Linked DNA regions of Homo sapiens: region 1 is linked to region 2. The links are chromatin loops, found by intact Hi-C in ENCODE. Cell type or tissue: breast epithelium. All regions are shown on one strand. Links, peaks and the distances in the headings refer to the core of each region. The heading gives the core; the rest is flanking DNA. Region 1 overlaps MYLK4 (myosin light chain kinase family member 4). Region 2 overlaps LOC102723944 (a long non-coding RNA gene).

What was found. Peaks named below come from ENCODE experiments on the same cell type or tissue, not always from the same donor. Only the 100,000 strongest peaks of a DNase experiment are listed, where the experiment ranks them.
Region 1: it touches region 2 in a loop (14-fold over the local background); 2 of 110 quality-filtered maps call a loop at or near these places.

What each region holds. Positions count from the first base shown.
Region 1 is chr6:2,739,978-2,744,367 of GRCh38, reverse strand. The region is part of intron 2 of MYLK4 (myosin light chain kinase family member 4); the gene reads left to right. Among named protein-coding and RNA genes, the nearest start is that of MYLK4, 8.7 kb to the left of the region's middle. In breast epithelium, for the core only: no CTCF peak of the experiment used is centred there; no DNase peak of the experiment used is centred there.
Region 2 is chr6:1,522,266-1,526,655 of GRCh38, reverse strand. All of the region lies in intron 2 of LOC102723944 (a long non-coding RNA gene), which reads left to right. Among named protein-coding and RNA genes, the nearest start is that of FOXCUT, 81 kb to the left of the region's middle. RefSeq lists a silencer at 2,424-2,483 and an enhancer at 2,388-2,557. In breast epithelium, for the core only: a CTCF peak has its summit at 2,513 (motif pointing left); DNase peaks (open chromatin) are centred at 803, 2,149 and 2,435; H3K4me3 peaks cover 1,096 bases; H3K27ac peaks cover 1,849 bases.

The DNA.
Region 1 (4,390 bases), core at 312-4,311, 1.2 Mb before region 2:
CCAGATACAGTGGTGCTAATTGTCCTTGAACTGGGAACAAATACGCATTCACAGCGTCGTAAATTATTGCCAGCAGTCTCCCAATGCCCCTACACCTGTTTCAGATCTGTCACACAAGGCCATCGTATTTTTCCTTTTAAAGAGGCAGATTATTTGCTGATCACGTAACTGGAGACGTCCAGTGCAGGACTCTGCAAGAACCCTCTGTAATTCGGTGACACCCACTCCTCAGGGCAGAGCAAAGGGTGACACTGCTTGAGAAGTGCTGGTGCTAGATCAGGGCAGGGAAGGAACATATAAGCCAAGCAACATCCACAGCTGCTCCCAAAGAATGGACTTCACACTCAGAAGAAAAGACGTCTGGGTTGTAGGTAGCGTGTGCCTTCTCTCGTCTTCAGTTCTCTGGTGCTTGATCCGGTTCGTGATGACCCGGGGAGGCCACTGGCAGACTCCTGCTCTTGAGGACGTGCAGGTAGTAAAATCACCTTTATCTAAGACAGATTCATTTTGTTCGAATGTTTCCAACCTGGGAGTGACGCTTGCCAAAGTAAATGGAATGCATGCCCTGGCTGAATCTTTGCCCAGGGCCCTGGTCTTAGGGGCAGTTGAGGTAATAATAGTGGCATGTGGCACATTTCAAACACTTGCACCAACTTTTGGGGAACCTCACGGGCAGGGATTCCCTGTGCATATTAAAGTTAGTGATCTGTTTTTGTTTGTGAGAGCTAAAAATAATGTCCGTATCTCTTCCTTCTCCTACTTCTTATATGACTTATGAAAAGAAAATAAAACAGAAGCAAAAGTGCTTCTACTCTTACTAAGAAATCGATTGCAAACACAGCACCTGCAGTGATCAGCCCTTCTGAGCATAGCCTTCTCTGCTTTCTCCTTTGAGCTGTCGCCTGATAATGCATTTCATGTAACACCATAGCTATTCCAGGAATGGAATTCAGTCAGAAGCGTAGCAGAATTCTGGAAGAAGACAAATAATTCCTATTCTAAGAATTTTAGCACTTTTCAAGAGAGGGTATTCATTTTGGGGAAGACAGCTCTTTGCACATATTTGACTCTCTTATCAATTAGCATATGATAAATTATTTTTAAAACAATATACAACAGTTTAGAAAGCACTATGGAAAACAGTCTGAATCATTGTTCCTGTCTGAAGGTGGGTTTATGGCGGTGTTTCTCAGCCTTGTTTTCATTATCATCCACCCCCTCCTAGACTTTTTAGGGTTTTTTCCCCTTAGTTGACTCCTCCCATTAAATTTTAATACCACATGTATACTGCATAGCTGTTGATGCATTGTTTGTACCTCTGTGCTTTATACGTAAAAAGAGTAAGATTTTCTTCACATGCCCCCAGAAGAACCAATTTTCATTCCTTTGGGGTGCTATTGCCCCATTGACAATGCATGCAGTTAAAAAAATTTCTCTAGGGGAGTTAGACAATCTATCCCTACACCTGTGTATAAATGCCTTATTTATTTATTTTTATTATTATACTTTAAGTTTTAGGGTACATGTGCACAATGTGCAGGTTTGTTACATATGTATACATGTGCCATGCTGGTGTGCTGCACCCATTAACTCGTCATTTAGCATTAGGTATATCTCCTAATGCTATCCCTCCCCCCTCCCCCCACCCCACAACAGTCCCCAGAGTGTGATGTTCCCCTTCCTGTGTCCACGTGTTCTCATTGTTCAATTCCCATCTATGAGTGAGAACATGCGGTGTTCGGTTTTTTGTCCTTGCGATAGTTTACTGAGAATGATGATTTCCAATTTCATCCATGTCCCTACAAAGGACATGAACTCATCATTTTTTATGGCTGCATAGTATTCCATGGTGTATATGTGCCACATTTTCTTAATCCAGTCTATCATTGTTGGACATTTGGGTTGGTTCCAAGTCTTTGCTATTGTGAATAGTGCCACAGTAAACATACGTGTGCATGTGTCTTTATAGCAGCATGATTTATAATCCTTTGGGTATATACCCAGTAATGGGATGGCTGGGTCAAATGCCTTATTTATTCTTATTCAACAAGAAGCCACCAACTCGGCATCTTGTTGGTGTTCAGAAGTCGGAGAGCTCTAGGAGTCAGCCTTTCCGCATGGCCTGCGCCTTTCCCGGGGACCTTTCCACAGCAAATATTTCTGGAGCATCAAGTTCATATGAAGAGGAATTGCCCAATCTTGGAATGGCTTGTCAATCATCTGATCTGTCTTAGTTGAGGACAAAGTGAAAGAGATGGAAGAAAGGAAGAGTTTTTTTTTTAAGTAAGCAATCATAAAACATTATAATTCTCTTTAGGTCTGACCTAACATCATAGTTAAGTCTGTGTTTTTAGGCAGTCACTGTTGCCCAAGTGTTAATCATTTTTCGCTGTTTATCGTATCTCCTGTGGGAGATGCCAAGAGGACTACATTTCTCCTATGGGAAATACTAAGGGCTTTCATCTTCCATGTGGAAAAGAATGTGTTACTCACTCAAGCTATGAGATTGTAGCCCTCAGAGCATTTCCCAGTGAAAAGGCCAACAAGTTGTGTGAGTTAATTAGGAGTATTGTGGATGTATATTTCAGAATGTTTTTGCAACTTTTTAGCCATGAAGAAAATCTCTCCTAAATTAGAGTGTACAACATGTCCTCATAGCTTTTCTTATTGCTAATGAATATTTAGAAATGTGAGCAAACTATTGTCTTTGAAATATCTACAAGCACAGCAGTTTTAAGAACTGTCTTTTCTAGAGGTATCAGTGAATCCTATTTATGATATGAATGTGCTCTATATCCATTCAAGACAGAGAGCAGTAAAAAGGTTTTCCAATGTACTGTGTATAGGTACCTGCCCATGTAAATTCTGAGTGTCCTTGACCAAATGCACAGATGAGTCAACTTATGTGTATGTTGTTTCAGCTTCTTAGAGTAATTAAAATTATGATAGTTTTATGCCATTTCTGTTGTTTTAATATGAGAAAAAGACCTTTATTTGCTCTCCCTGAAAGTTAGAACAACGTCGTCAAAAATACAAATGTGGCAAATCAAGTCTGTGTACCTAAGTAAGAGAATGGTTAGCATACTTGATAACAAAATTCCTAAATATAGATGCCCAAACTACGATCCTATCCACTTACCTAAAACATAATGGTTATAAAAGGCACATTTATCTATTAGTTTCCCAGATCTTTTTTTCACACACCACTATCATGATTTTTGCTATATTTACATGCTATCTTTATTCCTATTAATATTTTTCATATGAGTCATTTAAAACATTTTTAGCCAAAGCAAAAATAAAGTGAAATCATGGTTTTGATGTTTTATTTATAGATTTCTAATGCACAGTAACACACACATAAGTTTTAAAAACGGTTTGTTACTGTATGATCTAAAACCACCTAAAGTCTCTTGCAATGAAGTGGCCCAAAGTCAGTCTCTGGACATCCGACTCAGGAAGCTATTCCAGGTCTTTGCCCTGTGGTATTTGGCCCTTTCACTTATTTGTCATTTTCTGCCCACCACATGGTGACAACAACAAAGTCCACTTCCTTCAAGAGAGCAGACATGGAGAAGACTGATCGTAGGCAGCGTTTAGTATAGAAAATGAGGAACAGGTAAAGTTTATGTAGGATTTCTTATGTGCCCAGCACCATGTCTCTACGATGTCATTCCTGAGTTCCTACCAGAAAGCAGAGCCCAAGCATGCGTGAGGGTGGCTTGTTTTGTGAACTGACTCCAGGGAATAGGTGTGGGGGCTGGAGGAGTATGAAACAGGGAAGGAAAGAAGCCCCAACAAGGTTGAGTTGCCAAACTGGCTACTTCAGACAGGATGACCTCAGAGCCACCTGCCCATAGGACTGAAGCAGGCAATTGGCACTGATTCCCCGGGCGCCATCTCCACCATCGGGGGTCTTGTGGAGTGACTATCCCCCTGGCATTTTCAGTTGCATATGCATAAATGCCAGTTCCCAAGAAGGTCCCGCAGCAATGCCAGAGAACCCTGGGAAGAAGGCGTAATGCAGTGGCCTGAGGTGAAGCACTTTCAGACTAGACCTCTATGGAGCTGGTTGCCACAGTACTGGCTGGAGCAGAGGTGGGGGAGAGCATGCGCGGAGGACAAGGAGAGGTGCACCTATTCTGATGCCTTTAAAGTCTCACTGTCAGCCATGAGGTAGGTACTATTTCCTCCACTTTACAGTGGAGACCCAGGAAGGCTCACTGACCTGCCCAAAACCCACATGCAAAAGAGCTGGGCTTTGAACCCCATGGTGGGCACCTAGCTTGCACTCTATGCCACCATGAAGGATTGTCCTGCTATACCCAACTTCGTGCTTCACAGTTAAACATCCTGTTCAAGCTGAATCACTGGGGTCAGGAGATGCAGC
Region 2 (4,390 bases), core at 162-4,161:
CAGTTTCTAAGTGTTCATTCCATGATGGAGAAAATGACATGGAAAATAGGAGTCACGGGGTTTCCAAGGCTCAGGGAGGGGCTTGCTCCCGGGTGCTCCCATCCTCATGGTCCTTTCCTTGATGTTGTGGCTTATTCAGGTGTTCCTCACTCAGGACAGCCCAGAGCGGCAGATCTGGGCCAGGAAAGGCCCTGGGGTGTCCCACTGGGGAGCCAGCTAGACCTGGGTCAGAGGGAAGCCTCTGTGAATCAGGCACTGTCACGTCAGCCTCTTGAGGACGGCAAATGCCTCATGAAACTGTTGCCTAATGGAAGGCAGTGCGCGTCCTGGGCAGGGGTGGCTCTGCTGCCGGAGGGTAACCTGGAGGGTTGAACTGGGGTGGACGGGAAAGGGGCAAGTAAAGTGTCCCGTGCATCTGCTTTATCCCCTAACCAGCCTGCCAGGAAAAGTGGACAGACAGGTGGGGCTGGGGGCCAGAGAATCGCTGAAGGGCTCACAGGTGGGACTGGCTCAATGGCCGTCCCCAGGCCAGTGGGGTCTGGGTGGGTGCTCACAGCTGCTGGAGAACAGGCCCTGGAATCACACAAGAGCCCAGGAAGCAGTGCGGGGCTGTATATTTATGCACTCCTCATATATTCTCCCGGGACAGCGAGATGTTCTACCGGGAACAAACAGGAGATGCAGAGCCCTGTGCCCTTTGTGCCTTTGGGAAGGTCATGGTGCCCTTGTCCCTGAGCGTGTCCTTTTCTAAGAAGCGTGCTCTGGGCCGGCTCGCTGACTCCTCCTGCTGGGGCCCTGTTCCTCTCTGTTTTGGCTTCGTGTGTACTAAATGGGGCATTTGTGCCAGGCCAGTTCTCAGAAAGCTGGCACTCCAAGGCTTCTCAGGGATCGTCTTGTCCAACCCTCTCATTTTCAATGAGGGACTTCCTGCTCAGAGAAGGCACAGGACTCCCTAAAGCAACCAGGGGCCAGCGAGCTGGGCCAGGGATGCTTGTTATTTCTGCTGCTTCTCACCACCAGTCCCGGAGTCCAGGCTGTCCTGAAGACTGAGGAGCTGGAGGAAGCACTCTATAGCGTGTGAATATTAAACAAAATGTGGGAACACTCATCCTGTGTTGCAACAAGAGTGATATGCTGGAGCAGAATGGGAAGGGGGCACGCTGCCTGCTCTCTGCCCACACACTGGGTTCTCTCCACAACCATTGCCCCCAGCAGTTCAGGCAGGCCCAGGAAGGGGCCTGTGCAAGTCGCTGATGTCCTCTTCTGGGGAGGGAGCTAGAAAGAGCCCTGGTGCCAGAGATCTGGAAGGCAGCAGGGCCCGGGCAGCACCGACAGTCACCCCTCCCTGTCTTCGCCCACGTGTTTCTCTGAAATTGGGGCAGAATGGGAATTAGCTACCTTTGATTTTTTATTGTGTTAAAATACACATAACATAAAATCTACCATCTTAACTTTTTTTTTTTTTTTTTTGAGATGGAGTCTCATTATGTTGCCCAGGCTGGAGTGCTGTGGTGCAATCTCACCTCATTGCAACCTCCGCCTCTTGGGTTCAAGTGATTCTCGTGCCTCAGCTTCCGCAGTAGCCAGGATTACAGGCTTGTGCCACCACACCCAGCTAATTTTTGTATTTTTAGTAGAGACGGGGTTTCACCATGTTGACCAGGCTGGTCCCAAACTCCTGACCTCAAGTGATCCACCCCCAGCCCCAGCCTCCCAGAGTGTTGGGATTACAGGCGTGAGCCACCGCACCCAGCCCTTAAACATTTTTAAGTGTGCAGTTCAGTGTGGCATTAAGTATACTCACAATGGTGCACAGCCGTCACCACCATCCATATTCAGAACATTTCATCTTGCAAAACTGAAACTCTGTCCCCAGGAAACACTAGCTCCCCATTCCCCCTTCCTGCAGCCCGTCACCACCATTCTACCTCCTGTCTCCACGAGTCTGACTACTGCAGTGCAACGGACTGAATGTTCATGCCGCACCCCCTTTTCCACAAAGTCACATGTTGACATCCTGACCCCCAAAGTGATAGTCTTAGGAGGTGGGGCCTTTGGGAGACAATACAAACAGGTGGTGGGGCAGAGTCCTCCTGAATGGGATTGATGGACTTATAAAAGAGACCCGGAGGGATCCTCGGCCCCTCCCACCATGTGAGGGTGCCCTGAAAAGACGGCAAGAACCAGGAAGAGGACCTGCGCCAGGCACCGCATCTGCCGGTGCCTTGATCTCATACTTCTCAGCATCCGGAACAATGAGAACTGAATTTCCGTCATTTATAAGCTACAGTCTATGGTATTTTTCTGTGGCAACGCGGAACAGAACGGCAGGTAGGTGGGTGGTCAGCGGAGTGCCGCGGCAGTTGTGCTCTGGTGATTGGCTGGTTTCACTGAGCGTTCGGCCCTGCAGGTTCATCCAGGCCGTGGCACGTGTTTCCATGACTCCGCCCCCTCGGCCCGCGGTTGCGGCCACCCGGGAGCACGCGGCTTGCCGGGAGCGGGCGCTTGGCACGGGCGCCCTCTAGCGTTGCTGGAATTGGGGCCGTCGCGGCCCAGGCTGGGCTTCCGGAGCTCGGGCCCCGCACTCTGTGGCTCGGGGGCTGGTCCGCACCAGACCCCTCGCCGCGCTCCCGCTTTCCCTGCATTCACACAGGAGGGAGACGCGGACTCGGGGCGTGTGCAGGGAGAGGGCGACTGAGCGTGGGGATTTTCACACGCTTCTGCGAGACTTGGAACGTTGGCTGGCTTGAAGCAGCTTTTCTGGTTTTTTTTTTTTTTCTTTTTTCCTAAGTTAACATTAAGTATTTTAGAGAAAATGGGTTTATGCAGCTGACAGAATGCCCGACCTTGATGATGTTTGTCTGCTGGACTTTCCTGTGTGCTCCACGGACCACCAGGACATCACTTCGGGGCAGCCCGAGAGTGGCTGACGCAGAGTGGCCTGTGTGCGAAAGAGTGGCTCACGTTCATTCCCGGTGAGCGCCCAGGACCAGCCATCCAGAACATTCCTTTTCTTGTTCAAACTAGACACCCCTGGAGATGCCCAGGAACAATGGAGTGAAACTTCGTCGGGGAAGTGGGCCTGGGGAGGGAGTGGGGAGACTCCGGACTGTAGTGGCTATTTCCCCACCCACATCCCGCGCTGGCCAGCCGGGGGGTGCAAAGCAGTGCCGACGCTAAGAATGGTGCAGATGCCAGCACCTCTTCCTTCAAGAGGAGTGGAAACCAAGCAAGGCGGTGCACCTCTGCCAGCTGAGCCCTACTCCACTCATGACATTTAAATATATATACACACACACACGCGCGTATATTATTTGTATGGTAAAATATATACCATAAACATCACCCTTTTAACCATTCTTAAGTGTGCAGTGCACTGGCATTAAGTACATTCACATGGCTGTGCAACCATCACCACCACCCGAATCAGGACTTTCTCCTCGTCCCAAACAGAAACTCTGCCCATTAAACCCCAACTCGCCATCTTCCCTTCTCCAGCCCCTGGCAAGCTCTATTCTACTTTCTGTTTCTGTGGATTTGACCACTCCAGGAACCTGGAGTGGACTGATATAGTATCTGTCTTCTTGTATCTGTGCATAACATCCTCAAGGTTCACTCGTGCTGAGATGTGTGACAGGATTCCCTTCCTTTTTTATGAGATGGGGTCTTGCTATGTTGCCCCAGCTGGAGCACAGTGGCTGTTCACAGGCATAATCCCACTACTGATCAGCACGGGGCTTTTGACGGATTTCCTTCCTAAAGCAGAATAACATTCCATGGTGTGCACAGACCAGTGAGGAAGTTTCAACCGAGCGCAAGTCTGTTGGAGAGGTCGTCCAGGCAAATCTGGTCTCCCTTCCTGCTGCTTTCTGGTCTTTGCTTGGCTTTATGTGGAGGGGTTTCTTCTCTTTTCAGGTCTGTAGTCTGGTGAGAAGACTGAGGCTAAGCCCTGTGGCTGGTCAGCAGACGGGGACCATGCTGAGACAAGCCAGGCAGCTCTGGCTTGGGGGTTCAGGGGACTCCAAGGAGGGAGGAAGCACTGTGGGCTGAGAGGGAACCCACAGGCTGGGTGGGCTTCTTGGAGGAGGAGGCGGGGCTTGAGCTGGGAGGAAGAGGGTCAGATGAGTTGAGTAAGGGAGGGGGACACAGGGAGGCACAGTGGAAAGCTGTCCTCACAGGTGTAAGCATTTGTTTCCAGAGGTTTCCACAACGGACAGTTTAAAGGTGACCTCTGCTATCTCCCTGGTCAGTTTTCCTTTTGCACGAAAACAGCAGAAAGCCAATTTTGAGCTCCTGCATCAAAAAAAGCTATGAGCTCTGGAGGTGGAAAGATTTGGATTTTTCTGCTATTATACTCTGCCACCTTAGACATGTTTCTTAATAACCTGAG